Regions from separate parts of the Mus musculus genome. Here all the other regions are linked to region 1. A link is a loop called in an ENCODE intact Hi-C map of the cell type or tissue named here. Cell type or tissue: left cerebral cortex. All regions are shown on one strand. Links, peaks and the distances in the headings refer to the core of each region. The heading gives the core; the rest is flanking DNA. Region 1 overlaps Trio (triple functional domain (PTPRF interacting)). Region 2 overlaps Trio (triple functional domain (PTPRF interacting)). Region 3 overlaps Trio (triple functional domain (PTPRF interacting)).

Region 1 (10,402 bases), core at 3,695-7,694:
TGCTCCAGCAGGAGAGTCTCTAGGCGGTGTCTAGCTAAGGCACATATTTTCCAGAATTCTTTATATTTTTTTTTCTCCTCTTAAACTTTGGGTTTCCACTGTATGTCTGCACCGCCAGTAGTGTGTCTAGTCTTGAGATGACAAGCTTGCTTCATCTGTGCTCAAGAGAATTCCTACCAGCCTCTGGAGTAAGAAGAATTGCAGAGTGTCCATCATTCTGTCAGGTTCAGCTGGTGGTTCACAGCAAGCATGTCTGTGGAGCTTACATCAGTCACAAGTGCTTTTCCCCCAGGCAGTTACTAAAGAAGCAGAAGGGTTGTGTAGACCTCTGCCCCGACTCGAGAACACTAAAAGGATCTGTGTGCCGTATTGAGGTTTTAAGGGGATGAGTGACTTGTATTACGTCATCAGTGGCATCCAGAAGGGAAACTGGCATGTTCCACAGCAGGTTTGCAGTGGTGACAGATCCTTGCTGTGATGCCAGCCATTCCCCCCACTGTGGGCCCATGCCACGTTGGCACACGCATAGACACTGCAGGAGGGCAATGGTATCCTAGTGTTGTTTGAAAGAGATTTTTGACCTAAGAGAACCTCAGATAGGCCCCAGGGACCCTAAAGGGTCTGCATACATAGCTTTGAGAGCCTGTTGTCCCTTTTTTTCCTGCCATGGGATCTGAGATTATAAAGACAGTACTGGCAGCCTGGGCGCGATGGAAGTGTCTTCTTGAGTTGCCGTTGGTGTTGCTGGTACAGGCGAGTGAGGGATCAGGCCTGTACCAGGAGTGAGAGCAGAAGGCTGTTTCAGAGCCTCAGAGCCAGGGTGGCCAAATGCCCCGAATCTGGAGTGAGCTCCCCAGCGTGGCAGCTTTGCTTTAAGATGGCCCCTTTTCTGTGGGTGGTACTGTGTGCTCCGATGGTCTAGTGGAACTCTCAGTGCTTTAACCATCTGTTTGCCTTTTGCTTCCTAGGAGAGACGGTTGCACATGTACATAGTTTATTGTCAAAATAAGCCAAAGTCTGAGCACATTGTGTCCGAGTACATCGACACCTTTTTTGAGGTAAGACTCAGCGTGGGAACAAGTGGTTCCTGACTCTTGCTGCACTGTGATTGCTTGAATTTAGAGTGCCACGACATCTGGAGACAAAAGGATCTTCTCCAAACTGGCCTCAGAGATGAGGTTCCTAAAGCTTGCTTTGCAGTCTATAAGTCAGGGAAATGGGTGTGGATTCAGACTATAGTCACAGCATTTAGAAGACTGGGTGCTTAACAGTAAATGGTTTGAGCAGTTCTCACACCTGGGAACCCTGCGACAGGGTAGAAAATCACTAGGTTAAGGCTCCCTTGGGCTACATAGCAAGGTAAAGTTCACCCTGGATAACGTAACGAAACTCTATCTCAAAATAAAATAAATGACTTACAGAAATATTAAATGGCTCAGAGCAGAGTTCAGTGGAAAAGCGCTTTGTGCTAAGCCTACGGTCTTCAGTTCATCTACCTGTAATGCGTGGGAAGTGGCTCCAGACTTTTGTTTTGTTTTGGTGGTTGTGGTGGTTGTGGTTGTATGCCTGGTGCCAGTGGAAGTCAGACGAGGTCATTGGATTGCCTAGGGTTATGGCAGTTGGGCAGTATCTTAGGGTTTTACTGCTGTGAAGAGACACCATGGCCATAACCAAGGCAACTCTTATGAGGAAAACATTTAGTTGGGGCTGGCTTACAGGGTCAGAGGTTCTGCCCATTATAACCACGGTGAGATGCATGGTGGCATGGAAGCAGAGATGATGCTGGAGAAAGAGTTTGATATTGCAGGCAGAGAAAGGAGACTGCCACACTGGGCCTGGCTTGAGCTTATGGGACCTCAAAGCCTTCCTCCACAGTGACATCCATTCTAATAGTGCCATGCCCCATAAGTCGGGCATTCAAACACATGAGGCTGTGAAAGCCACTCCTATTCAAACCACCACAGGCAAATGGGCAATAATAAGCACGCAGTGGATGATGGGAACTGAACCGGGGTCCTCTTAAAGAGCAGCCAACACTCTCAACTGCTGAGCCATCTCTCTAGCCCTGCGGCCAGTCAGGCAGACAGAAAGAAGAAGCCTTCAAGTAAATAGACGTCTCTGAAAATCCACTCAGGAAGGTTCAACCCGAATGTTTAAATCCTGAGAGATGGGAAGCTTTTGTTGCCTTGGTTTCACAGGACTGCTGGAGTTATAATTATAAGGAACAAAATGTTGCCACTTCACAAACAACACCTGAGGTGGTTTGGTTTTGTTTTCCTCTTAAAATCCCCAGGACTTAAAGCAGCGCCTGGGCCACAGACTGCAGCTCACTGATCTGTTGATCAAACCGGTGCAGAGAATCATGAAGTACCAGCTGCTCCTGAAGGTGAGGGCTGAGGGGGGCAAGAGCAGAGTCGCTGGTCACTCTGCTCAGTGGGCGGGACTTCCCTCACCGCCCACACCTCCACCTGGTGGGAGACCGCTCTACTGCCTTCTTGCAGAGCTGCTTGCTATTTCTGGTTCCAAGTGTTTCAAAGTAACTCTTTACACTGTTCTTCAACAGTTCACTCCTCTCAAATTCTGAGCCAAGTTCTTGTTTGTCTGCCACATACCTTGGACTGCTAGTGATTTTTCTTCAGCTCTATCAACCTCATTTTTAAATATATGTATGTTTTATGTGTATGGGTGTTCTGCCTTCTTGTATGTCTGTACACCCCATATGCTTGGTGCCCCTGGAGGGCAGAAGAGGGTATTGGGTCCCGTGGGACTAGAATTGCAGATGGTTGTGAGCTGCTGTGTTCAGCTGAGCATCAAACTTAGGTCCCCTGGAAGAGCACCCCACTCTTAGCTGATGGGCCATCTCTACAGACCATAATCAGCCTAATTTTTTAATCTTCTAGGAATTTTTTTAAAAGATTTTATATTTTATTTTATTTTATGTGTTTGAGTGTTTTACCCCATGCATGCCTGTGTACCACATGTATGCCTGGAACCCATGGAGACCACAAAAGGGCGTGAGAACCCTTGAAGCCAGAATTACTAACAGGTGCCAGCCACAGTGTGGATGCTTGGTATCCCTGGATCCTCTTCAAGAGTGGCCGGTGCTCTTAACTGCTGAGCCATTCCTCCAGCCCGTCTTCTTAGAGTGTTAAGAGAACTAAACTTCGATTTTCCATATGGCCTAGCGAGAGCTACGGGTTACTTTAAGTTAGAAAGCACCACCAGGGATGACATCACATGAAACTTAGGGCCTGCACATGGAGAGAGGCCACAGCTATCTCAGAATAAACTGGGAAGCAAGGACAGCTTCACCATCAGGATGCCTTTGTGTGTGGTTCTGAGAGGAGGGAATGTGACTGTGAACGACCTGAACCAAAAGTGCCCACTGCAGGAAGGGCAGTTGGGGCCAGCTGCCCCCGCCCATCACTCTCACCACATCTCTCTCTTCGTTTCTTCACAGGACTTCCTCAAGTACTCAAAAAAAGCTAGCCTGGACACATCCGAATTAGAGGTACTTAGGGTTCTGTTGCTCTCTTGCAAACCCCCCCTGGCGTGGGGTCTGTTCCTGGGAGGGGCCACTGAGGGTGTGGGGTCTCTGATGTGTCTGTACTCCGCATCTGTACTCTGGAGGTGTGGAGGGAGAGAAACTTAAGCTGGAGGTGCAGTGGAAGGTGGGCACTGACGGGTTCCTGGGAGATGTGTGGACGCTAGCTCTGCTTTCTCTCCACCCACAGAAAGCTGTAGAAGTCATGTGCATCGTGCCGAAGCGCTGTAATGACATGATGAACGTCGGGCGGCTGCAGGGATTTGACGTAATGCATTGTTTATTGAGGGGCCCTCCGCTTCCCATCCCTTTCCTCTGTCCGGGGTTATTTCTATGCACATACATTCTTTCTTTCTTTCTTTCTTTCTTTCTTTCTTTCTTTCTTTCCTTCCTTCCTTCCTTCCTTCCTTCCTTTCTTTCTTTCTTTCTTTCTCTCTTTCTTTCTTTCCTTCCTTCCTTTCTTTCTTTTTTCCTTTCTCCCCTCTCACTCTCCAGTGTGACTAACTTTCTTTCCATCTTTTTTCGGGGCCTTTGATTTGCTTTGGGGAGCCTTCTTCTGCCTGCGGCCATTCGAGGTGAGGTGATCAGGGCCTTGCTTTGTCTCTGACAGCCTCTGCATCCTCTCCAGGCATCTAAAGCCACAAAAGCTAGGGATGGAGGCTCCTGCTTTCTCTCATCCCTGGGAGGCTGATTTCAGGACCACTGGGTTCTTGAGTCTAACCAACCTGTACAGGTTGCAAACTCTTTCTGTGTGCAAACTCAGACCAGAAGCTGTTCCTCCAGTTGAGAAGAAGGTGGGAGGTGCTTTAGCGTTCCTTGCCACCCGCTCACTGGAGCATTAAAGCTTAATGTCCCAAGCCTGTGTTTCTCAGACTGAAGCCCACAGTCTGAACTGTGGAGACTTCTGCTGACAAGTCGGGAGAGGGATGCTTGCTTTTTGTCAGAATCATCCCTAAAGAAGTCTGTTCTTGCCCTCTGCTTCTGAGGCCGCTGGTTTTACCCAGAGCTGACAAGACTTTTAACTTAAAGAATTGTTCTGCCTGGAGCTAGGAATTAATTCATCACAGTAAAAGAATAAGCTCTGCAGCTACTAGAAGAATGTGTCATTCTGTGGGAAGGAGCCAAAGGAAACAGATGATTGGTCACTGAGAATATAATGCCCCCCCCCTCTTCCCTCCCTCCCCTCTTCTTGTTTTAGGGTAAAATTGTTGCCCAGGGTAAACTGCTCTTACAGGACACATTCCTGGTCACAGATCAAGACGCAGGACTTCTGCCTCGATGCAAAGAGAGGCGGGTTTTCCTCTTTGAACAGATCGTCATATTCAGCGAACCACTTGATAAAAAAAAGGGCTTTTCCATGCCAGGATTTCTGTTCAAGAACAGTATCAAGGTAAATGCACGCCTGCGAGCTTCATGTGCCAGCACACATATCTGTCATGCTAAGAACTTTTGTGCTTACGGAGGCATTTCCAATGCTCGTTTTATTAAGTATTTACAAGACATTTTAGTACACTGTTGAATCTTAAAATTGCATCCTGCCTCTTTCTGCTTTCTGTACTCTGGAGCTGCTGTCTGCCACACTGTCAGACTTTATTTAATACCTATGTGACTATAGCCATTGGGTAGTATACATACCGCTGCCCTCTGGGAGACCGTGTAAAACTTAGCTTACAAGTCCAAGTCTCACCTTCAGAGTCTTGGCCTAGGGCCAAAGAAAAGAGCCAGCTAAGTGTCTCATTCTCTATTCAACAGAGGGATCCTGAGGGTTCTTCCAGTCACTGAGCGCCAGAGATGAGGCAGCTACCCTCTCTGCCCTAGGGTAGCTTGCCCTCTGGTGGCCGAAAAAGGTGAACAGACAGAAAATAGTTATATGAGTATGATCCTAAGTCTGTAAAGGAGGCAAATCAAGGGTGACAAAATGACAGAGAGGAGCCCCGAAGCCAGCAGGTGGTCCCTAGGAGATGTGTGCTTGCACCCCCAACTCCCCAAGCTCTTGCCATGTCTTCAGCTGTGCAGGAGAGTTCAGTAGGAAGATGTGTTCCTCTCTATGAGGGCCTCCTGTACAAACACTAGGGTCGTCATCACAGGTGCCGAGGAACTGCATACGCCCTTTGAGTCTGTTGGCTTCATGGTGTACTGGTGAGGCATGGCGCTCTCTCCTATGAAGCTCGCTGCTTGGACTGTCATACGGTCCAGTGGTTTCAAGTGCCTGCACCAGGGCAAGGTTGATCTGTGGGCACAGCCTTTGAGCCATGTGATCGTTTGCTCATGAGGGCCTATTGTAAAGGCTTCAGAGCCAGGCAAAAAAGAAGAGCTTCCATGGCCTGAAGTAACCCTTTGTCTCATGCCACCCTAGTGTTGGCTTCCTCCAAAGGCATGGCCGTATGCCGACCCACCCTTTAGAATTTCTGTTCACAAGTCTGTGGACAGACAGCCACCCCAGCACCTTAGAAGTTCTGTTGATGCATTATATTATGTCTCTGCTGCTTCTGTGAGGTGATTCTCTGTACTTTCATCATAACATCGGATACACTTGCATATCCGTTTTGATATTTGAGACTTTAATCTCTTTTTTAAATACATTTGCTTATTTTTATGTGCTGTGTCTGTGCTTGTGTGCCACAGAGTGTGAATGAAGTGAGGAGAATTCATGGGAATCTGTTCTCTCCCATCACAGGACCCCTGGGATCAAATTCAGGTCACTGAGCTTGGTGACAAGTGCCTTCACATGATGGGCCATCTTAATATGTGTTTACTTTGAGACAGGGCTTTTCTGTGTAGCCCTGGCTGTCCTGTAACTAAGTCTGTAGACCATACTAGCCTCAGACTCAGAGATCTGCCTGCCTCTGCCTCCCGAGTATGGGGATTATAGGCGTGTGCCACCCCTGCTTGGTGAGTTATTTTTGGAGAAGAATGAGTGCTGGCTAATTGCAGGAGAGGTTTTGAAATAATTACTAGGTAATTGTTTCAGCTATTAGTCAAGCCTTTTAACGGCCTTTGCACCTGAGACTTTAAATGGCTTTGAAATCCTTCCTGATAATGATTAAATACTCTTTACTGAAGCATTGCAGACAAAGTCTTTCTGGTTTCAGACCTTTTTGGTTTTTTAAGTTAAAAAATATTTACTATATACGTATACACACTGGCAACTTAGCAATGGTATCCAGGTATCTTTATGGGTGTACATGGTATATGCATTTGGGCACACATGCCACATTGCACATGTGGATGCGAGACAGAAAGCTCTGTGGAGTTGGTTCTCTCCTTTACATTTATGTGGGATGAAGTCAGGTTGTGCCGCAAGCCTTTTACCATGGAAACCATCTCTGCAGCCTTTGGCTCTAAGCACAAAGTGTGAGTGTGCCATGCTCACTTTACACAAATAGCCTAAAGGCACCTTATGCAGTAGTCTGTGAGCTCCTGTCTTCACGGTGGGTGGTCACTCAAGACCGAACAGGGTTTTAGGAATGCTTGACCTGTGATGGTGTCTGAGGCTAACAGAATTCAGCTAAAAAGTAGCTGTTGCCATGTCAATCAATATAGGATGAGATTCACTTCATACTTTTAATTTCTGTGGCAAAATGTATATAACATAATATCTGCCATTTTAAGTGTTTTCTAGGAACTGCTCATTGATATTAAGTACCTTTGTGTTGTGCCACTATCCTCAGACCCAGGAGTCCTTTCATCTTGCAAGAGTTAAACTCTCCACCCATTAAACACAACATCCCCACTGTCCCTTCCCAGTAACCCTTGACAATCCCATGCCTCTTTCTGCTTCCAGGATACCGTGTTTGTGGAGCTTCACATATCTATCCTTGTGAGGGAGCAAAGTTGGCATAGTTTTTCAAAAGTCTGACCATGTTGTTGCAGTGCATGTCAGAGCATCCTCCCTCTCGCATTAAAGCTGTGTACCAAAGGCCCCGCAGCAGGTGTATTCTGCCGACCAACCTCCAGTTAATTGGTGAATACTCAGGATGCCCGTGTCATAGCTGTTGTAAATAACGACTTGCTGTTTTAAAGGTGAGTTGCCTCTGCTTGGAGGAAAATGTGGAGAGCGATCCCTGTAAGTTCGCCCTGACGTCCAGGACGGGCGATGCCGTGGAGACTTTCGTTTTGCATTCATCCAGTCCAAGCGTCCGGCAAACGTGGATCCATGAGATCAACCAAATCTTAGAAAACCAGCGCAACTTTTTAAACGGTGATGTACCCTTACTGGCTGTGTCTTCTTTCTCTAAGGCACATGTTTCTGTGTCTCAGGGCTCTGCATTACATATTGGTAGCAACAGAGCTTACTGTCTGCTATAGGAAGCTGAGGCACAGTGGGCTGATAATTTGTCTAGAATGTCACAGGGTTTTGGTGGCAGTCAGGGTTTGGAGTGGCCACTCCACCTTCATTGAGCGTTCCTCGAGATGCATTGTTACATTCTGCCATGCGTAGGTGACACAATAGAAAAGGAGGTGACACAGTAGGAAGAAGAAGTTTGAGGCGATCCTGAGGATATGGCACGGATCAAAAATGCCAGAATCACTGGCAAGTGCATTATATACCCAATTAAAAAGCACGTCATGGGTACATGCAATTGTGCACACCTGTTATCTTAGCACTCAAGAAGCCAAAAGCGAGGCCTGCCTGGGCTATATAGCAAGACTCTGCCTGTAGACAGACAGAATGACAGACAGACAGAGACTTGTCCCTCCAGGGATTCAAGCGCAGCTGAAAAGCCAGCAGCAGTTATCTTTCGGCTCCTCCTATCTGCAATAGTCCCGTGACGGTCAGCTCCCACTCTTTCGTTAACTTGGTGGGTAACGAAGAAAATACACTTGAGAGTTAAATACGTATTGAATCAGCCCTCCCTGCGACCTTTCCTGCATATGCACGTTCTGTTTCTAAGTCCAGACCACAGAAATGTTGCAATGTCCCCGTCTCAGTAAAACCCTCTGCAGGACATTCTAAAGTCAGGAACAGAGACCTTAAGTAGGTGGCACCGTTGGCCGATAGTAATCTGCCTGGCATTTGCCCCAGGCTGCCGTCTAGCTCACTGACCTGACCGACAAATTATGTTGACCCCTAGGGTAGGAGTAGGCTCCTATGACCATAAGCATTTGCCTGAATTAGTTCACTGACTCTCACGCCCTTCTGGTTGTGTGTGGCCTTGGTTGTGTGTGTCCTTTTTAAACAAACAAACACACTCTGGAATTTTCTTGGTGTCCTATCTGACTTTCTTCTGTTGAATTGCTTGCTTACAGCCTTGACATCACCCATCGAGTACCAGAGGAACCATAGTGGGGGCGGCGGCAGTGGCAGCGGGGGCAGCAGCGGCGGGGGCGGGGGCAGCGGCGGCAGCGGGGCCTCCAGCGGAGGCAGCAGCAGCCATGGCAGTGGCCCCAGCAGCTGTAGCAGTGGCCCCAGCTCGAGCAGGAGCAGGCCCTCCAGGATCCCACAGCCTGTCAGACACCACCCCCCCATGCTGGTCTCCTCTGCAGCCTCAAGCCAGGCAGAGGCAGACAAGATGTCAGGTATGTCTGCTCCCAGCCCCTCACTGCCTACCCCCAGCAGCAGCCTGGCCCTTGAGGCCAGCCTTGGCCAGCCCAGCAGGCTCCCCCTGAGTGGAGACTCCGAAGGTCATGAGCGAGAAACAGAACCCATTCCCAAGATGAAGGTGATGGAGAGCCCCCGGAAGGCCCCGGGGAGTACTTCCGGTACAAGCCAAGACGGAAACACCAAGGATGCCCGGGGAAACCTGGGCTCACTGCCTCTGGGCAAGACTAGACCTGGGGCCGTCTCACCGCTGAACTCTCCTCTCTCCACTACGTTCCCTTCTCCTTTTGGCAAGGAGGCCTTTCCTCCCAGCAGCCCCTTGCAGAAGGGGGGCTCCTTCTGGAGCTCCATTCCTGCTTCCCCTGCCAGCCGGCCAAGCTCCTTCACCTTCCCGGGGGACAGTGACTCCCTCCAGCGACAGACGCACCGCCATGCAGCCCCCAGCAAGGACACAGACCGCATGAGCACGTGCTCCTCGGCCAGCGAGCAGTCCGTGCAGTCCACTCAGAGCAACGGGGTAAGAGTGCCAGGGAGCCTGCGCCCGTCCACCCCACCGCCTCTGTCCCGCCAGCTCTTCTAAACCTCCGTACTAACTCCAGCTCTCCAGCACTGTGCAGCAGTGACCGCCTTCTCCAGCTCTCCTGTGCATTGTCTGAGTAGACACGTCCGTGGCCTCTGTGTGTACACTCGCGTCCGTGCCCTGTGGGGCTGCGCTGGCACCCAGCCACCAAACGAATGCAGCCACCTCTAACCCTCTCGGGACCACGGACAGCGCCTGCTCTCCTCTCTACTAACCTGCTTCTCGCTTTATTCCTGTCTCCCTGTTACAAGAGAGCGCACCATTAATCTCCTCAATGCAGCATCTTTAAGTCTCCAGTTTCTGACCAGCAAAGCATCTTGGGACTTGCTCTTTGGGCCCTGCCACCTCGCTCACTTTTTTTTCCCGCTTTTTGGAGGGGTCTTTTCCTCTGTTCTCTACTACTCACAATGAAATGTGTAACTTCTAAGCTTCTTGCTCATTGCTTAGTTTCACTCTTTTACACCATAAGTTGTCTTCGCTGCTTTTTTTTTTTTTTTTTTTGAGTCATCTGATGAAAAAAAAATTTTTTTTCCTCAAGAAAACTTCCAACATCAACTCAAAGCAAAATAAGATGTCATTAGGGAACAGGAATCTACCCAGTGGAAAAGTTCTTTCTGCCCCAAGTCTCCTGGAGAGACACTGGCCCAGGCACCTTGACACCCAACTTCTCCAGAGATGGCTGGGCCTCAGGCCTCCAGGGAGGATGTGGGGGCAGTTCGAGTGCTTCTGCACTGGG
Region 2 (10,402 bases), core at 3,494-7,493, 72 kb before region 1:
TCTCAGGGGGCACTCAGTCTGTAGCGATCCCTTGCCTGATGCTGTCTTTTCCTTCTAATATTTCACATGCCCTACAGCACCGTAGCCACATGCAGGCTATAGAATAGAAAGCCTACGCAGCAAGAATGTCTGTGTAGCCAAAACTTGGTTTTAAAAACCTTGTTAAGCTAACAAGATGGCTCACGATTAAAGGAGAACACCAACCCCACAAGTTGTTCTCTGGCCTTCACACAGGTGCTTAGTCATGTGTTTGGCCCCCAAATAAATAAATAGAGTCTAACTTTCAAAAGCCCTGTGTGTTTAAAGAACTTTAAGGAATAAAGGAAGCATACCTGGCAAGTTTCATAGTCACTCGCCTTGGGTGTGCATTGTAAGGTTACTTTGATTTTTAAGGGGGTTTTTGATTATACTGTCCTCCATCCTTTGGGCATCTTGTGCCCACCCTTCAGTTATATCTTTCCATGGTAACAGGCATTACAGAACACCCTTCACGTGCTCTGCTATTCACTGATGAGCAGTATGCAGCGCTGAACTGCGTGGCTGGGCTCCTTGCCTTCCTATGAAGACGCTAAGCGCAGCCTAGGCTTGTAAGCAGTGTTATTGCAGGAGAGGGGCACACACCAGACATACTGTGGATCTGTATCCCCTCTTCTGTTGGTGTTCTGCTAAGTCCCCTGCAAAGTAAACCTGTAGACTTGGAGAAGTTTGTGCTGATATTTTCACATGCTTTAAGAAGAGAGGGCTTATTATTTCATCAGAAACAAACACTTGTCATTAATGTGGTACTGTGCCCATGTTTAACAGTAATGACCCTATGATAAAGCTTCCCTTTTTTTTTTTTTTTTTGTTTTATTTAAATATAGGAGATCCAGCAGCGGCATGGCTTAGCCAATTCCATCTCTTCCTACCTGATCAAACCAGTTCAGCGGATAACAAAGTATCAGCTCCTTTTAAAGGTGTGTATGAAACATTGTCCATCTGCAACATCACACCCTGTGTTGATATGTATCCCCTGGGCACATGTGTCTGTGGTTTCCATCTACCATCGGCAACATCACATCCTGTGCTGATATGTATCCCCTGTGCACATGTGTCTGTGGTTTCCATCTACCATCGGCAACATCACATCCTGTGTTGATATGTATCCCCTGGGCACATGTGTCTGTGGTTTCCATCTACCATCGGCAACATCACATCCTGTGTTGATATGTATCCCCTGTGCACATGTGTCTGTGGCTTCCTTCACTGACATTTCTTGGCCTGTCCAGCTTCTTATTGAAGCAGATACCTAAGATCATATCCCCTAGTTGTACCCTGAAGGAACTGGCTGGCCCTTGTCTGCAATGTAGAATGGTATTTGACTGAGAAATAAGTTCCTGGCTCTTGGACCTTTAGCATCCTCAGACTCTGGTGCTGAGACCCCGACACAGCACCTGTACATGTTTAACCCGCAGCAGCGCTGATTGGAAAGTCTGGAGACTATCTGCCCTGCGTCACAAAAATGCTCAGAATCATTGCTGATATGTGCCAGCATTGAACCCATACCTGGCTGATGCGCAGGTTTTCCATGGACTCCGGAACACTCTGCCCTCATGCCGCTCCCTATGGCTGCTAGCCATTTTATAGACCATGTCCCTACTGATCCCAAGGGCTTCTGCTTTTTGTTGCAATTAAGTAGATCTAAAATTGCCCTTGCAAAAATTTAAGTCTGATTATTTTCAACAGTAGAAAGGGGAACAAACTTACCACAGATGCGTTATGTCGTTAATGCATGTTTGCTTGCTGCATTAAGAGTCATTTACAACTTTTGTCTGGCAAAGGTACTATATTTCCTCTGCCGGTGAAGGACGCGCTGAAACATTAGCGTGTAGACTGTCCACTAATCCCAGCTCTGTCAGCTGCTGCCCTGGGCGTGCAGTAGGACACTGAAGCTTAAGGGTGTCTAAAGCTCTCTCAGTAAGAGAGACCTAGCAACTGTAAAACATGGCTGTGTTCTTTTATACAGATGTGTACTATCAAGAGACCTTTCTATCTCGAAAACCCTACTACCACAACCCCCACCTCCTTTACACACAGTGCAGTGCCAGGGATCAAACCAGGGCCTCACACAAGTTGGGTGAGCACTCTACCACCAAGCCACACCGCACCTCCTCTCCTGTACTTCTGTATGACAGTCTTACTCAGTGACTAGATAGCCATCACTACACAAATCTGCTGCTGCTGTCTGTGAGCATGGCGTAAGCTGGGAGGCTGGGTTTTGCTGGTTTGCATTCAGGTCTTGTCCCCTTTGCTTCCTAAGTCTGCACAAGTGCCTTGTCTCACCGTTGTCCCTTGTTGCCCTCAGAACTCAAGGCTTTGTTCTCAGCTTCTGTGTCCACTAAGATTACACTTCTACTTGTAAATCTTTCTCATTTTCCCCAGAAACTCTGCTGGGAACAGTAGTAAACTCCATCAGACCTCCCCAGTGGGAAGGCAGTCTGCACGGAGGGAGTTGAGGCACATTGTACTTGTAAGGCAGTTTCTGCCCAGCTCCTCAGAAGCATACACATCTGATCAAACATGAAGGTGCCCATCAGATGACTGAGTTCTCTAGACCAGGGGTTCTCAACTTTCCTAATGCCTGTGACCCTTTAATACAGTTTGTCATGTTTCAGTGACCCCCCCCCCCCCGCAACCAGAAAATTTGCATTGCTACTTCAAAACTGTAATTTTGCTACTGTTATGAATCATAATGTAAATATTTTTGGAGATAGGGGTTTGCTGAAGGGATGCTATCTACAGGTTGAGAACCACTGCTCTAGTTCCCCCTCCCCCAAGCTGATGACCACACTGCTCTGAACCCCTTGGGAATCATATACACAAGATTGTTGTCACTGTGACCAAGAACGGTCTGGCACCCATGAAGGAATACCTGAGAGAGACCCATCAGGATGTAAGCTTGTGTTTCCTGCTGTCCTACTCACGGGGGAGCTGAGGAGCTTCCAGGAAGTCAGGAAGTAGCATGACACACATAGATACCCTGGAGATGTGTGGTAGCTTGTAGCTAGTACCTCCCTAAGGAGCCTGCACAGAGGAGTGGTCTGTGTTGTGTTGCTATTCTGATTCAGGGTCCAGCCAGCCCCCGACATTGTGGGATTAGCAGGGCAGGTAGACTGTGGATGGCTGTCACTTGTCACAATTCCATATTCCTTACAAACCAGTAACATTTATTTTCTCATTTTGGAGATGTGGTTGGCAAGGCATAACAACTTCTTTCAGAACGGCGACGGGATCTGACTTCCTCCAGGTCCTCATTCAAGTAGATCAGACACTGTTGCCTATGTGAACCTGAGTGATTCCCTTTTTGTTTGTTTCCTGAGCACCGTGAGCTCTCATGGATTCTGCTGAGGTGTGGCTGGCAGAGCGTTTTGCAGTCCTTTGCGAGTTCACGGTGTTGATCTTCTCCAGGAGCTGCTCACATGCTGTGAGGAAGGAAAGGGGGAGATCAAAGATGGCCTGGAGGTGATGCTCAGCGTGCCCAAGCGAGCCAATGATGCCATGCACCTCAGCATGCTGGAAGGTAACCGGACACACCGCGCCCGAGGCGTCCCCCTCCCCCCTCTGTGCACAGCACTGTCGCTGATGCTGTGTGAGTCAACTATCACACCGCCATCACTGATGCTGTGTGTGAGTCAACTATCACAGCACCATCACTGACGCTGTGTGAATCGACTATCACAGCACCATCACTGATGCTGTGTGAATCGACTATCACTTTCTGGACTTGGTAACAGCAGTGCCATTGTACACTCCAGGAGCACTTAAGTCTTGTTTAATGCTGCCTGGGTTTCCTGCTAACAGAGGTGTAAATGATGAATGAACGCACTGGTTATAGACCCGAGGATATAGAAGATCTTGTTACTTCCCCATTTCCATAGCCATTGCTAGATGTTTGCACAACTCAGTTGTCTGCTGAAGCAGTTGAATGTAGTGTGTAACATGGTGAACAGAAATGAGACAAATGTATCCAACAGGGATTGTAGTAATTCCAGTTTGCACGAATGTTTCTATTTAGTAAAGCTGCCTCTGCACTGCCGAGGTTAGCAATGCAAAGGGCCCATCCCAAATGCTTTTGCTAGTTTATGCCAGGTCATTGGTACCATCAAGAAATTTATTAGTCAGGACTCAATGCCACTCTGTAATAGAGACTCAGAGATCCAGCAATCCTCGTTGTTCTTCCTCTGTTCTTCATGATGTCATCAGAGGGAAGGGCTATGTTCTGGCTCATTTCTGTCCTATGTATTTTCCTACTTGAATAGGTCCTGCAGGACCACATTCATATTCCACCTCACAGCAAGTACAAGAGCCTGTGGGTAGGGAACCCTACTAGCTGTATACATTCATTTTCTCATTTGCCCAGGGTTAGGATGCCTAGCTCTTCCTCACTGTGAAGGGACAGGCGAGTGATGAACTTACATAAGATGGCTCAGTGGAAGTTTATAGTAAAGAGACAGAAAAGAAGGGAGAGAGCAGCTTCCACCCAGGAGCCACTTTGCTAAGTCCTGGTGGCCACATTGTAAGGAAAGAATAGTCAGGGAGGCCACCATGTGCCCGGTCTAGGCAGATCCACGTGCAGAGGATTCCAGACTCCCAGAAAATGGGTTAGTAAAGTTGGCTCCACCAGGCTGGGGCCTGAACAGAGTCTGAGAGGGGCATTTCAGCAACAGAGGAAAAGAATCAGAGGCTGGGGTGCGCAGTACACTGGAGGCACTCTGGTCAGGGGGAGTGATCGCCTGAGCAAAGGCCGTGCGTGATTCAGTGACAAGCAGATGGGACTTAAACCAGATCTCATGTTGGGAGCCAACAGATAGGAGTGGAAAGTAGAGAAGGAAGTTATGAGGAACCCCTGAAAATGTTTGAACTTGGGGAAATACATGCAAAGTAGTATTTTAGGAAGAGCTCTCCCTTGTTAGGAGGGCGGGTGGTGAGCGTGGAGCCACGTTGAAAGCATTTGCAGGCGAGCCGGCAGTGCTGCCTTCTGAGTCGGGTCTGCTTTTGCTTCATGTTGCAGGGTTTGACGAAAACATTGAGTCTCAGGGAGAGCTCATCCTGCAGGAGTCCTTCCAAGTGTGGGACCCGAAAACCTTAATTCGGAAGGGTCGAGAACGGCATCTCTTCCTTTTTGAAATGTCCTTGGTGTTTAGTAAAGAAGTGAAAGACTCCAGCGGGAGAAGCAAGTACCTGTACAAAAGCAAGCTGTTTGTAAGTATGGCGTCCAGAGCTCGAGTCCACAGACCGCAGCTGCAGCCTTCCTGTAGGACAGAAACCTCCTGCCTGCTGCCTATAGCTTCCTCCTAAAATGCTCAGAAATGTGAATCTGAATTGTGATTTCCTCTTCATCAGCTAATTTCTCTGCAAGCCAAGTCCACTAGAGGGCACACTGATACTCTTGGGGCTTGGGGATTCTGTTCTTAGAGCCCATAGCTGCTCACTGCAGGATGGAGAAACACTGTAGGGCAGTGGCTCTCTACCTTCCTGATGCTGGGACCCTCCAATACAGTTCCTGCGGTGATCCCCAAACATAGAACCATTGTTGTTGCTACTTCATAACTAATTTTGCTACTATTATGAATCATAATGTAAATATAGATACAGGATATCTAATACGTGACCCCAGTGGGAGGAGCAACCCTCACACAGGTTGAAAACTGCTGCTGTGTAAATAGATGATGTCCTACCCTAAGCAAGGATTCATATCAATTTAATTTTTTTAATTCATAACATTGTCTTAGTCAGGGTTTCTATTCCTGTACAAACATCATGACCAAGAAGCAAATTGAGGAGGAAAGAGTTTATTCAGCTTATACTTCCAGATTGCTGTTCATCACCAAAGGAAGTCAGGACAGGAACTCACACAGGGCAGGAACTTGGAGACAGGAGCTGATGCAGAGGCCATGGAGGGATGCTGCTTACTGGCTTGCTTCCCCTGGCTTGCTCAGTTTTTTTTCTTATAGAACCCAGAACTCCCAGCCCAAGGATGGTACCACCCACAATGGGCTGGGCCCTTCCCCCTTGATCACTAAGTGAGAAAATGCCTTACAGTTGGAGCTCATGGAGGCATTTCCTCAACTGAAGCTCCTTTCTCTGTGATAACTAACTCCAGCCTGTGTCAAGCTGACACAAAACCAGCCAGTACAGACATCAAAACGTATGTAAGCTCCCTTACTTGCTGCGCTCACTACAGATCCATAATAACGAAGATTTAATTATTCTCCATTAGAAATTAATTTATGCAAAGTAAATGTAAGAACAAATTTTTGAAAATTTGATAATAGCAAAATGGCATTATCACAGAAAAATATGTAATCAAAAATAGCATTTGAAAGACTCCCCAGCCCTGCCCATGCAGAGGCCTTTGGAGTGTTCTAGCGATATATTTTGGCTCGTCATTGTGTTTCTGGGGAGAGGCGCACACCCAGAACTATTGTGCTACCATTCCTCATTAGCCAGCCCTGGCTGGGTCCAGCCCATGCCTGCTTTCTGGAAGCCAAGCCAGGACAAACTCTTATCCCCTGCACTTTGACCTTTCTCAAGGCTATTGCTCAGAGGGCTGCCAGCACTGGGTTGCTGGGCAGAGTTGGGCAGAGAGAACCAGTGAACATAAAGGCAAGCTTACCATCATAAAGGAACCAGAGTGCCACACAGATCTCTCTCTGTCAGCTCTCTTTAAAATATTATTCGGTATCTAATAGTCAGGTGACTTAATGTTACAAATTTTGGGGATTTTTGTGTGTCAATCAAACTCTCCAAAGAATAGAGACTCCCAAGCGTAGAAACTTTTTAAATAATAATCTGGAATCTGAAAATTCCTGGTAACGGTTTTCAGTCCACCATCTTTGGCCGGTCCCCTGGTTGTGATTATCATTTGGATCACTGTGGCCTTACGTCAGATAGGTCACTGTCCAGCTGGAAATTAATAAGTGCATCCTGGCCAGCAGCCACTTTACTGCTGGCTTTAATCTGACCTTGGAGGCAAGCTTGTGTGTTTTAAAAACTGATACATCTTAGTTTAATTTATATTTTAAAAAAAATAAGATTCCTACCAAGGCTGCCTCTGCAGTTCCAACCTGTGAGTCACTTCCGTTGCTGGAGGGAGAGGCATGGGGCGGATTCCATCATGGGGGGAGGATGCCCTGTTGTGGATATGTCCACAGGCAGGGTTTTCATGATGAAATACTAAAAGTTAAGGATGTAGATGAAGTCAGAGTTTAGCCCTTTTGCCCTCTGTCAAGGTATGCTCAGAGTCTGTTGTGGGAGCCTCTCTGGACTAGGAAAAGCCCGTGCTTGTGTCTAAGGTTGGGCTGTTTCCTCAGCACATCCTGCTGATGAAGCTGCATTGCAATCTCCAGAAGTACTCAGGGTGGGAACAGTGTGTCCCGCGCGTGTCCACCCCGGCTTTCCTCCTACCTCCTAAGGCTCTCAACCTTCTACTGACCCGACCCTTTCGTGCAGCTCCTCACACTGTGGTGACCCCAACCACAAAAGTATTCATGGTGCTACCTCATAGCTGTATTTTTGCTACTATTATGAATTTTAATGTAAATATCTGTTTTCCAGTGTTCTTAGGCGACCCCTATGAAGGAGTTATCTGACCTCCAAGGGGGTGGTTGTAATCCATAGATTAAGAAGCACTGGACTAAGTGTTTCACATGGCCACCAACCACCAGAGGCTGTCCTCTTTCCATGTCTACTCCTACCAAAATCGTACCGTTGTCTAATTATCTAATTGTGTTTTATGCAGACCTCAGAGTTGGGTGTCACAGAACACGTTGAAGGAGATCCTTGCAAATTTGCACTGTGGGTGGGGAGGACGCCAACTTCAGATAATAAAATTGTCCTTAAGGTACGTCAATTTACAGCTTATTGGCTTACAGTGTGAACGTTTATTGTGGTGATGTAAGCTGCTTTTCTTGCTGATTGCAGGTCATTTTATTTGACTTTTTTGTTCTCTGATGGAATTGGTGAAGCCAAAAATCAATCTCTCTCTCTCTCTCTCTCTCTCTCTCATTCACTTTTAATTTAAACTGTTTTTAGTATACTGACTCTTCCTAGGAACTGCAAAGAACTCTAAAGGTGTCTCATGCGATAACCTCATCGATATTTTAGAAAACTCAGATGCTGTCTTCTTGGTCTGTCTGGAAATACCAGAGATGGTTTAGGGATGCTCATGATCTGCAAGCTGTTGAAAGGAGCCCGAGTGTGGTGAGATGCTGGTGGATGACTGGACTTACTGCATCTCCTTTGCGAGTCTTCTAGTCTTGCTTTAGTATTTCCAGAAACTGAGTTGCTCATCTGAGCAGCACTCTTTCACAGCCAAGGGACCACATGGAAGCCACGATGTTTCTAAGATCTTTGCTCCTGTGGTCACAATGGATTGTTTCCAGTGAATGCATACGGCCCAACTGGGGACCCTTGTTAGTTAGGACTGACATAAAAACCACATAAAATATTAAGTGTACCAACAAGTACATTTTAGATCATTTAAATTTTTCTATAGTTTAAGGTTGTTAAAATATATTCAAAACTAAAACATTTCAATATAATTAGAGGCGTTTGGATAATACCTTTCACCTTACAAGGAGGGTCAAATGGCAGTGGCCTGTACTTTGATCTTGATGGCTTTGAGGTGGTGGTATTGCATGGGGATGAAGAGGGAGGTGGTGGTGTAGATTTTGTTGCTGATGTTGTGGTTAGTAGAAATGGTGGTGTAGATGGTTGCGTTGTAAGGGTGTGATGACGCTGACGCTGGTGACAGTAAAGGTGGAGACAGTGGTGTCCATCGCAGTGAGGGTCTTTATGGTGGTACAATTGCTGAGGATATAGACACAAGTCCTCAAGGTCCTCAATGGTGACGGTGACAGAAGGGACGGCCACTGTGGTGGTGGCCTCGTGGTTCCAGCACACAATGACTGTCTTTGTTTGCTAAGGCAGGAGGGAAAACTGTCTCTGAGTCCTTTCACAGTTTGACGTTCCCTGAGTATACTAGTTACCCCGTTTACTGAATGGACCCATTTGTTTGACACTGTCTCTATAAAGTGTGTGCTTTTGAGTTACTCGCCATCGATGGAATAGTCATTTTGCAGGGCAGTTTTCTTTATTTCTGCAGCATGGCCACGGTTTTCCTTGATGATCTCCAGGCTGCACTGAGTGTCCTTTTCAGATCCTTCATTGTTTTATCTCCACCCTTGTGTCCGGCCTGTACATTCTGATAGACGTGAGATTTTCAAAGTTCCCCCTTTACTCTAAGTAACTGAAGAACATTCAACACGGCTTATGTAGAAAGAGCATCTGGCTCAGACTCTTCCCAGAGTGGACCATGGCTTGGCATTTCCAGAAACAAGATTCTGGTGGGGGGATGGGGGGGAAGCGCAGCATTGCCATCCCTCGTGGTGATTTCCTCCGTGCCCCGTGGACAACCTCATGACCGTGATGTCCATGTCAGAGGAGGTCAATGGTTTTCAGCTGGAAATTAGAAAATGGTATTAGCACCACCAGAGGGCTTCTCCATCTACCCATGACATTTCAAGGGAATATGTTCCTAAAATTGCTATGCGGCTGAGGTGGGCCCACAAATGACTGCCCATGTGTGCCTTTGTGGCCTTGGGCATATGTCCAGTGTTACCCACCCCTACAGGCCTCCTTTGTGGAGTTCCTGTGGGCTGAGTAGGCTATGCCATGTGAGGTGCCTCAGCTGGCAGTGGAGGAGGCCAGCAGTGGTCACCCTAGCAGTCCAGGGACAAGCAGCGGGCAAGGGCTCGTCCACATCCCTGCTGAGGGTTTCCTTGACACTGACCAAAACACAGCTTATACTTCAGCGACCTCACTGAGGTTTCAGACTGCTAGTGGACCTGTTTTTATAACCCCGCTCCCAGGGTCACTTAACAGCTCTTGGTACTGAAGAATGACGATCGATTACCAGAGTATCAAGAGATCTGTAATCACGTTTTTTTTTTTTTTTATGGTTTTAATGAAAAAAATGTAAAATTAGAGTCATTTGCTTGATAGTAAATTAAGTGAGGTGCGGTTGCTTTTCTGGGAGTTCTTTGGGAGGTGGGGAAGCCGGGGAGCAGGAGAAGCCAGTCTGCGCTGGGCATAGGCTGTGGGAAGGACACTGTCCTGATGGCTCTCCTCCCTGCACAGGCATCCAGTATCGAGAACAAGCAGGACTGGATCAAGCACATCCGTGAGGTGATCCAGGAGAGGACGGTGCACCTGAGAGGAGCCCTGAAGGAGCCCATTCACATCCCCAAAACAGCTCCGGCAGCAAGGCAGAAGGGGAGGAGGTGAGTGTGGTGGGCTCCCAAGAGTGCTTACCTGTAAGGGAGGGGACACACGACATTACACTGTTTTCCTCAAATACCTG
Region 3 (10,402 bases), core at 3,200-7,199, 57 kb before region 1:
CACCATCAGGATGTCTAATTTTTCCTTGTTTCTTCTTTGCACACAACTACTTAACAAACCTCAGCCAACAGTGACCAACAGTGACCAACAGCAACCCCATCATTCAGATCCCTAGCATCTGTATACCCTCTGAAGACTTCCCAGAATTCCAAATGTCACACAATCTTAGAAAAGATTAGTAGCTGGCAAAGCCACGCCCCTGCTAGAGCCCAAGGCAAATCATAGTCACCTGCTACGGACAATCTGAAGCAGCCCCATATCCCACACCTGGGATCAAAATGAAAACATATTCCCATATTTCTGTGTTTTTCAAAGAAACCAAAATTCTCTCTCTATACCCCTACTCAGAGAAGGTGCCTGACCACACAACCTGCTCAGAGCAGTGCATTTCCTAGAGCTGGAGTGGGTTTTCCACGTGTAAGAGGACTGGATCATCGAGCTCAAAAATCTTTCACTGGAGAGGATGTGGGGCTCACCTTCTTGGGGCAAGCTCTGGAACCTCTCTTGGTCTTCCTCGGAGCATACAAAGAAGTACTGAAGGGTATGGTGTACATCCAAGAACAAGCCCTCGGGAATGAGGACCTGCTCACCAGCAGACCTCTAGCCAATTCCTCTTCCACATATTCCTGTAGCTATGAGTTGGTGCTACGCTGCTTTGGCTCCTGGCAGATCGCACGTGCGTACCTGCCCAGGAGTATCTTTGGATCCGCAAATGAAACACACACACATTTATTTATTTTTAAAATTCCTTGGCTACCTCAAAGGCTGGGCACTCCTAAACCTTCCACTGCTACCCTAGGCCCAGTCAGGGAAGTGACCAATGGCCACTTATCCAAAATCTCACACGGCTGGTTGACTTTATCTCCTGCTGCTCCTGTATCCCATCCTTCTTCCTGGAGTCCTGGTGGTTCTTCTGTTGCTCTCTGCATCCTACCCATGCAACTCTAAGGGTCCCACCCCATCTCGCTTTACCCAACCATTGACCACTGGCATCTTTATTGCTCAATCAAAAACCAATGGGGGAAAAGGACCTTTAGCGGTTGGGCATGTAGATTCCCGATTGAATCAAAGCATTGGAACCAATCTCCAACATGTGCCCTTGGGTTTGTTCTTTGCTGCTCTGTGCCCAGCGCCCTCCTGTGTGAGTGGGGCTAGCGCTGCCTGGCTCAGCTCATAGCACTGAGAGTGCTGGGCCTGTACACCATCTTTATAACACTGCTTAGTGTTAAAGGAGCCTGCATATATGTTAGCGGTCTCTGTCTTTGTGGTAAGAGGAGGTTCCTGCTCCTTGCTGGTGGTGCCTCCGGCTTCCATTGCTGATATATCAGCTTCACCCTCCTACCTGGTCACTACTCAGTCATTCAGAGATAGTTTTGAGCTGCTGTTGTGGGCTTCCTTGTGCAATATATTTCCTTCTTCCTTCTAGTTCCTAAGTATTTTTTAGAAGACTTTTTAAAAGTTGCCATAAAATAAAGAAAAATAAAGTAAGAAAGTAAAAACTCCTAGAGAGTAGAAAGGCTGAGTCCTGAGAAGAGGCAGCTGCTTGTTCACTCCAGTTCAGATCTGCATTGTCCGCTGGTTTGGAGTCACCTAGGAGGCACCACTCTGAACACTCCTGTCAGGGAGTCTCCAGATAGCTTTAACTGAATGGGGTTGCATCAATTCGGAATATAGGCAGCACTGCCCTGTAGCCCAGCGTCCCAGGCTCAAAGGAGAGATGGAGGAAGCCAACAATAAGTGCTCACCTCTCTCCTCCTGAATGTGAGCATGGTATGAGCGGCCACTTTGTGATGTGACAGCACATCCCCTACACATACACACACACACATACATACATACACACACACACATACACACACACATACATACACACACACACATACACACACACATACACACACATACACACACATACATACATACACACATACACACACATACATACACACACATACATACATGCACACACACGTGCACACACGCACGCACACGCCAGGATGGACATGCTTGGCACAGCGTGAGCCACAATTAACCCTTTCATCAAAAACATTCAAGTTGTTTTTGTCAAGTATTTTCACATTGCCAAGAAGGAAGTTCCTGATACATTTGATTAGAAATATAACATAACCAAAACGTATGTTTTCCTGGGAGTTTATTCGGCATGGCCATCATTACCATTAAATAAGAGAATAAGCCTTAGAGTTAGACTTGGGATTGACCCTCCCTCCCTTCCTATTGAGGGGCACAGTTAGGTGAATGAGGATCTTGAATTGTATCAGTTCTTCAGATTGGTGCTTCTTACTAACAATTATTTTTTAATAATTTATGTTAACCATTTATAGGATTTCACGGGTGTCTGTGAGTGCCCTCCATGTCAGAACCTATCTTTAAACGTTTTTAGACCCCAAGCAGAGACTTTTCTGGAGCACATCTCCTTGAACTTGGCCTTAAGCTGGCTTCCATGTCAGTGTGAGCCTAGAAGACTGTTCTCCATACTTGTTAAGGTGGGAGCTGATCTGCCAGCCTCCACAAAGCCGCCCAGCAGCAGTGAGAACCTGGGGCATGATGGGTATGTTCTGGCTGCCTGTGGTTGCCTCTGCTTTTGTGTCCATGGCCTGCAGTGGAACTGTACTCTCTAATCCCCTTAAACCAAGTAATCGTAGTTTGCTCTGCTCTGTGTGAAACCTGCGTGAAGCCACAGGACTCTTTTGTGTAGTTTCTGAATGACTGAAGGTAGAGAGCTATGGCCTACAACTGTTCACAACAGTCGAAACACTTTGTTCTGTAGGTGGACTGGCCATTATTAGACCACATCCCACCCACCCCATTCCACCCCCGCCTTTCCTTTTGAATTGCCCTTGAAAATTGGCCAGATATTCACTGCAGTTGATCGTCTCCTGGAAACAGAATCACTTGAGAGAGGAAGGCTTCAGGCTTCACCCACCACACCGGTTCTCTCCAGCCCTCGTCAGTGCGCCCTGCGCAGAAAGCTCTCTGAGCTTAGTAATTCAAGCCAGGTGTTAACTGTGGCCCTTTTAAAACTGTGTGTTCTTGTAACACACAACTGCCTTGTTCTAGTGCATGGGGTCGGGGTGTGAAAATGTTAAGGAGCCCATGACCAAATCCACTGCATGGGCATCTCAGCCATGGGGTGAGACAAGGCGGCAAGATGATCCAGTTTGGGATTTTTTTTGGAAAGCAAAAGACAGACTTCTACAAAGATTGTTGAAGTACAAAAGATTTTGGCCAGAAGATGAAGGGGTGGAAAGGCCATAAACTGTTTATTTTCCATTATCCTGACAGAATTCAGGGAAAAGCCTGCTTTGAATCTGCTCGTGCCCTTGGTCTAGGTCGTTGGTGCCTCCCAGAGGCCCTCTCCAAGGGCAGGCAGGACTCGGGGAGAAATAACATCCTTGGTGATTTCTGCGGCTGTGCTCCATGTGAGACCAGCTGTTTTCTCACACATACTGCTTACCACAGTAGTGAGAAATTGAAGGATGCCTTTAAACTGCCTTCCTGACCTCCGAAGTGACTTCCAGAAGGGTTAATGTGAGCCATGTGATACACTGCATTCCTGAACTAGGCAGATATGCCAGGGAAGCCGGGGCAGAGTCTATAAAATGTTTACAGTGAAGAGAGCGCTGTGGGGACTCCATGGGAAGTGGCTGGCACAGAAGAGGGAGCTGCTGCAGCCACAGATGAATGAGACGGGTAGGGTGGCGGTCGGCGTAGTCATGACATCAGGGCTGGGGTGGCTAAGAGCTCCAAAATCTTCATGGTCAGCGACCTAAACTTCTGGTTAGGAATTGAGTGATTGATATCAATAAGGACTTGCATTGCTTCCTCAAAGTAGTTATCACAAATGTCCGAAACAACAAAAACATGTCTTCTAAAATCTTAGCAAGCTTCATTTTAAAGAGATGTTTTGTTGCTCAATGCAAAGTTGAAGGAAGGAAGGAGAGATAAATAACACTGTGGGTGTTTAAAGAAGCCACAAGGAAACATTATAAGTTTACTTAAAAGTTCATAAGCTAGGGGTGGGAGAGGTGGCTTAGCTGCTCTTCTAGGAGACCCGGATTCAATTTCTGGCACCCGTATGGTGTCTCACAACTATAACGACAGTCCCTCTTCCCGCCTATATGGCTACCACATGCACTGGTGCACAGACATATAAACAAAACACCCATTCATAAATAAGATGAAAAAGTAAAAAGTGTGTGCGCACATGCACATGTATAGTGTAACTCGAGTCATGCCACATGGATGACAGTGCTCCTCCCAAGAGCAGTAGTGGGTGATATAACAAAACCCCAGTGCCAGGCATAAGAAAGCTCCCTTTGAGGGTCCAAGAGACCCTCAAATAAACACCGTGGGATATTGTCCTTGCCTATGGTTGTGGCTCAGAACTTGACACTAAGTCCCTGTTGCAGAAGATATCATGTACTTTGGACACTGCAATTAAAGGAAGTGATCTGGGACTGGTCTGGAAGCCTCCACCCCCAGAGCTGGCTCTCAGCATAGGAAGGGGCTATGCAAGCTATCATGGAAAAAGCCATCAATAGCCCTACCCAATTGTAATGTCTGTGGAGGACCATAACAGTGACTAGCCCAGCAAGCTCTCCCCAATGATGCACTGTGCCATTTTATTGGGGTGGGGGTGGGTAACCAGCAGTTGCATTGTTTGACTAACATTTAAATACGTAAATGCAAAGCTTGAAACAGAAGCCTACAGGATACTTGTTCTCAGGGAACAAAACATTTAGTTCCTAACCTTGATTGTAGGTTCTTATCTCTCCTGATGGGCAGGAGAGGACTGGGGAACAGGAAAATGTGGGGGTGATAATTTTAGCACTTTTTGCAGTATTATTCTGGCACTCTGTGTTCTTAAGTTCTAGAAAGCCTCTGCATGTTTTTAACATGGTGTATGATTCTTTGTCAGAGCAGGCTCCATTTTTTTTTTTTTTTCCTTACAATCTGTCAAGCACACAGATGTTCCCAGTCCTTTTTGGTTACTCTGCAAAGGTCTTTAAAAAAAACATAAGTGCCAAAAATATAGTGGAGTTAACTTCCCTTCCTAGGCAGCCCTCACTAGGCACCCCTACATTTGCTTGAGCAGCCTGACAAGTTAATGAGACTCTGGTAGGGGAAGCCGCCAGCTCAGGGCTCCTTCCCAGAGCAGCAACATGGACCACTGGGGGGAGCCTGGAGTTCTAACTGGACTGCTCAGTTACAGAGCTGGCTGCCCTCAGACATGGGGGCACTGGGGCCGGACCACCAAGGCCCACAAGCAGCAGGGCTTGGTCTGCAGCACGTCCGATCCTGCCAAGCTTCATCAGCTGACTCTGTTGTGGCTGGAAAAGGGAGCACCCCCACTATTTGCTGAGGAGTTAACCACTTCCATATCATGGGGTTGTGTGAGAGAAATCCTTTCCCAAGCTCGCTCGGTCTCAACTTTCAGCACTTATATGGCTTCTTTATCTGTCCAGGGACTAATGGAAATGTTACCATGGCTTTCCCACAAAGGAGTTTATAAAAATTTAGAGGGGAACTTAAAACAGTTGTGGCCTAGTGACAAGGCTCGTTTTGTCTGGATCTTCATGATGGAAAGAGCTGGGATGGAGCGTAGAACCGTGTGTGGGCGAGTGCTTCCTACAGCCTGCCAAATGTTCTGTGGGCTTTGCACCTCGTGGGTACACAGACCTTGCAGTGACCTGCAGACCCTCTTCTATTTGCCATGGTGGTGGCAAGCCTCTTTTTGCCCTTAGTCTTGACACAGAGATTCATAAGAGTGACACAGACCTGCTTTGCTTTCTACTGAGGAGGGGACACACACACACACACACACACACACACACACACACACACACACACACAGAGAGAGAGAGAGAGAGAGAGAGAGAGAAACACAGACAGAGAGACAGAGAGGACTATTCATTTCAGAACTGAAGTATAAATTGTTTCAGGCAAAAGCCCTAAGGATGGCAAAAATGGGAACAACTTTCCAGAGACGGTGGATGGGGAACTTGAAGGGAGAATGGACACAAGGAGATCTGACCACAGGGATGGCACTGTGGACCTCGTATGCACAGGACCTGTCTCAGAAGCAACTGTCTGCACAAAAACCTGGCAAGGCAGATGGGGATTTAAAGCCTGTATCAAGAAAAATGTACCTAAGGTTTTGAAGAGGAAGACCCATGCTTTTTTAAAATTTTTTATTAGATATTTTCTTTATTTACATTTCAAATGCTATCCTGAAAATTTCCTATACCCTCTCCTCCCACTCCCACTCTTGGCCCTGGCGTTCCCCTGTACTGGGGCATATAAAGTTTGCAAGACCTAGGGGCCTCTCTTCCTAATGATGGCCAACTAGGCCATCTTTTGATACATATGCAGCAGAGACGCGAGCTCTGGGGGTACTGGTTAGTTCATATTGTTGTTCCACATATAGGGTTGCAGACCCCTTCAGCTCCTTGGGTACTTTCTCTAGCTCCTCCTTTGGGAGCCCTGTGTTCCACCCTATAGATGACTGTGAGCGGCTACCCTGGCAGCATTGTCCCATTGGGACAGAGCAGAGGCCTGGGGGCACACACTGAGAGCATCAGAATCACTGGAGAAACTCAAATGTGCAAAACCAGTGTGGGGTTTTGCAGAGGAAGAAAGTCATTAGAAAGCCACCCTCGAGTCCACTTGACAACTTCTAGAGGAGGAGGGAAATGCATCTAAGTTGGGTAATTTGCTGGTGATAGCATCGCCCAGAAAGCAACGCCGGAAGAGAAACACAAGCAGGGACATTATGAGTCGTGTCCCAGCTCCCCGGTGGGGTGAAAAATCGGAAGCATGGGACCACCAGCTGCTGTGTCTTGGGAATACCAGCGTGAGGCTGAGGCTATCCAATGGGATAGAGAAGAAACAGGCACAGGGGAACCTGGGGATAGCTTGAGGACAGAGAGCCAGTCACAGAGCTCTTATATAGGAGCTGATGAGTCCTGTCCCCAAACAGCTAACAGTCCAGAGGATCAACCTACCAGGACACAGGCCAAGTGGGGACAACCGTAGTGGGAGAACCGTGTTCTTGCTTTTCAGATGCAGCTCTGTGTGTGTGTGTGTGTGTGTGTGTGTGTGTGTGTGTGTGTGTGTGTGTTCACCGATGTGCTGCAGAAGACCTAAGTACTACTAGTCTGGGCCAGAAGAGAACATGGGAGTGGGCACAGCGAGCAGAGAGAATTGGGGTCACGAGTTCAAGGGTTAGCACCAGCAGCTGTGGGAGAGCCAGGCAGGCACACGGAGGAGGCATGCGAACACAAGTCTGCTGTGATTTCTTTATGAGTTCTAGACAGCCACTGAGACATTCACTCCCCATCTTCAAACAGTGCTGTATGCCCGCGTCTAATGTAGAGAGCTGGCGAGCACTGCTTCAAACAGTGCTGTATGCCCGCATCTAATGTACAGAGAGCTGGCAAGCACTGCCTGCAGAGATTCTTTGGGAATGATTGCGATGGAACACAGGAATGGGGCGGAGCCAAGACCTCTGAGGGGCCTGGAGGAGAAGCACTCCAGGGCCAGTGCCTAGGGGCCATTCAGTCCCTCTTTGGAGCCTCTCCCTTCCTGATCTTGAGATGCTTGGGGAGTGGTGAGAGGCACTCGCTCGGGGGTGCTCGCTTACAGCTTTGAAACCCCTCAGAGCTCCATCTCGCTTTACTGTCTGTTTCATGATTTTTCCCTGACCAGCCTTTAGGCAGTTTTATTACTTTGTTCTGAGTTTTAAAATGAGTGTGTAGTGTTTTTATAGAGGGAACTAGAATGTTCCGGGTTCAGAGGGATTTGGAAGTACGTGAGAAATCACGCTGGACTGATGGTGAACCCCTCAGAAAAATCCCAGCATCGGGAATGAGGGGAGGAGCTTCAGTACCTCACAGCTCCAAAGGGGGTGGGGGTCAGGACATAGCCTTAGCCCCACTCTGGTGACGCCTTTAACCCTACTGCAGAGTTCCCGGCAGAAGGTGACATTCCTAGCCAAGTTCGTAACTGTGTCCATCTACGTGGTTCTGCTTGCTGACCTGTCCCTCTTTCTTTGTCCCTCCCAGCTTTCTGGTGGCTGCGAGCTGACGGTCGTGATTCATGACTTCACAGCCTGCAACAGCAATGAGCTGACCATCCGGCGTGGCCAGACAGTGGAGGTCCTGGAACGGCCTCACGACAAGCCCGACTGGTGTCTGGTGCGCACCACTGACAGGTCCCCTGCAGCAGAAGGCCTCGTGCCCTGTGGCTCACTGTGCATCGCCCACTCCCGAAGTAGCATGGAGATGGAGGGCATCTTCAACCACAAAGGTAAGCCATCCCCTCTCGGGGGCAGCGAGAGCACGGTGAGGCCTTGTCTGCCCTGCAGCTGAGCACACAGGACCCTCCTGTCAGGGTCCTTCGGCTCTGCAATGGAGTCAGGAGTCCTCCCCTTAACAAAGCTAACCTCCTTTGCTGAGATGGAAGAGTAACTCAGGGCATCAGCTTCAAAGGGAGACTCTCTCGGGCCGATGCCATTCGAAAGTGGAGAAGGAGCATTGTGATTCCTCTGGCTGCCTTGAAGTAGGCAAGGGAAGGGAGCAGCAGGTACGGACAAAGGGACTGGACCCAGCCTCTTTGAGTCAGATCTTCAAATTTCTGTGCTACCATTAAATTCCTGGAGACCAAATTTGGGGCTGAGTTATTCAGCCACTCCTTTTCATAGTTGTGGAAATGAGGAGTCTGAGCATAACCCGAGCTCCATGGTAGCATGCCCGGGGAGGATGGAGCTTACCCTCGTAGGCCTTCGGTGGCCCTGAGCTGAGAGGTGGCCTTTGGAGATCTGCTTTAAATTTGCAAAGCATGTAGTATTTATTCCCAGACATCTCCTCTAGACTAAAGTGTCAGCGCAGAACCGCCCTTCTGTGGGTGTCAGCCTTCCTATGGAGACTGCCAAAGTCTTTACCCCAAATGCTCGCCATGGAGGCTTCAGGGCCAAAGGCTGCTGAGTTTGAGTTAAGAGTGGCTTGTCCCAATGGAGGTGTGTGTGCTGCAGATGGGAAAGCACACTAGAGTTTGTGGGAAAGACACTGTGTCGCTATTGTATACTCTTTACCGTGTGTTGAAATGCCACGTTCCGACAGGGGGCTAAGCAAACCGTATTGTTTAAGTTAGCATTTCTTTTGACATTCTCCAGTACGGTGAGTAGAGAGTTAAGCTGACAGACTCAGCTAGTGCTCTGCGTCTGTGGAGGAGGCTAGCTTTCTCATTCATCTTGGTGAGACGTTTCTGGAGACATCCTGCTCTGTGTGGAAGCACTGGTGTGTGGCTCATCTACAGGTGCAGTGGGCGGCACGGCCCCGCCAGCCTGTTGTACAGGACGGAAGATGGATAGTTCCAGCGTTGGGGAACATAGCTGGTTTTATCCGAGAGAACACCACTCTACTCTGCCATCGTCAGGTTCCTTTCTACTGACTGTAGAATAGGCTAGCCACTTCCCCTCCATGGTCTCCCCACAGTCGTCCTGACAGTCTGGTACCATCCTCTAGACAACAGTGGCTAAATTCCCTCAGTTGAATGACACTGCCACAGGCCATGGCTTCCAGCTGGCCCAGCTAATTCTTTACAGCGGAGCTCTGGTCCCCAAGGCCTTGCATGTGAGCACACTGACACTTACTGAGGCACAGGATAAATGAGACCAGGAAAAGGCCAAGTATCGATTTTCACCTCTGGAGACTCTGTAGGTTCAGTGTAGGCCTTTCTGTGACGGGAAGCTCAGGGAGAAGCCCCCCAGCGCTCAACTCCACCTTCCTAGACCACAGCTGGCCTGGGTTACCTGATCCACTCTAGCCCTTGAGCTTGGGCTGGAAATAAAGTTTCTCTGTCCTCCTGTGGAGCCCCGGTGAACTTGAACATGCTGCGCATGGCTCTTGTACTGAAAGACTGTGTTTGTTTGAGCATCTCCTGCCGAGCACTTTCTACTTCCTGGTACCCACAGTTGCAGCCTAGCTGAGGGGAGGGACGTCTCTGTGCTCCGCACACTGGACTCTGTCCTGAGCACTCCAGTGAATGCTGGGTTTTGGTATTAATAAGTGGCCATTTTTTTTTTCTTTCTCAACACGTTCAGTGAGGTCTAGCCTCTGAATGGCAGCCTTTCCACTCCCAGGCCTCTGGCATCCGGTCCTTACAGCCAGCTGTACCTGCTGTGAGCACAGTGGGCGGGTAAGGGCTCGGTTTTCGGTTCTATCCTTTTCCTGATTTGTTTTCATTTTCTCACAAGAAAACTGAAGGCTGTCTGTCTGCTCCCTCGGTGTCAGGACTCGCACAGCAGCAGAACAGTAGCTGAGGCGGGGGAGTCCTCACCTTCAGGGTTCTCGGTGGGCTTCTGACAGACAATCCCACTGAG

What was found. A loop is a pair of places that touch in the nucleus more often than their neighbours do. Peaks named below come from ENCODE experiments on the same cell type or tissue, not always from the same donor. Only the 100,000 strongest peaks of a DNase experiment are listed, where the experiment ranks them.
Region 2: it touches region 1 in a loop (2.9-fold over the local background); 26 of 42 quality-filtered maps call a loop at or near these places.
Region 3: it touches region 1 in a loop (2.4-fold over the local background); 7 of 42 quality-filtered maps call a loop at or near these places.

What each region holds. Positions count from the first base shown.
Region 1 is chr15:27,747,122-27,757,523 of GRCm38, reverse strand. Trio (triple functional domain (PTPRF interacting)) reads left to right here. Exons shown (of 57, transcript NM_001081302.1): 42 at 969-1,058; 43 at 2,294-2,386; 44 at 3,461-3,511; 45 at 3,735-3,812; 46 at 4,743-4,934; 47 at 7,568-7,745; 48 at 8,795-9,603. Among named protein-coding and RNA genes, the nearest start is that of Otulinl, 71 kb to the right of the region's middle. In left cerebral cortex, for the core only: a CTCF peak has its summit at 5,382 (motif pointing left); DNase peaks (open chromatin) are centred at 4,389 and 5,341; H3K27ac peaks cover 210 bases.
Region 2 is chr15:27,818,820-27,829,221 of GRCm38, reverse strand. Trio (triple functional domain (PTPRF interacting)) reads left to right here. Exons shown (of 57, transcript NM_001081302.1): 28 at 864-956; 29 at 3,448-3,559; 30 at 5,051-5,241; 31 at 7,781-7,882; 32 at 10,180-10,322. Among named protein-coding and RNA genes, the nearest start is that of Otulinl, 140 kb to the right of the region's middle. In left cerebral cortex, for the core only: a CTCF peak has its summit at 5,409 (motif pointing right); DNase peaks (open chromatin) are centred at 3,656, 5,421 and 7,161; H3K27ac peaks cover 316 bases.
Region 3 is chr15:27,803,556-27,813,957 of GRCm38, reverse strand. It overlaps Trio (triple functional domain (PTPRF interacting)), which reads left to right. Exons shown (of 57, transcript NM_001081302.1): 34 at 8,085-8,328. Among named protein-coding and RNA genes, the nearest start is that of Otulinl, 130 kb to the right of the region's middle. In left cerebral cortex, for the core only: a CTCF peak has its summit at 5,189; DNase peaks (open chromatin) are centred at 5,075 and 5,633; H3K27ac peaks cover 2,413 bases.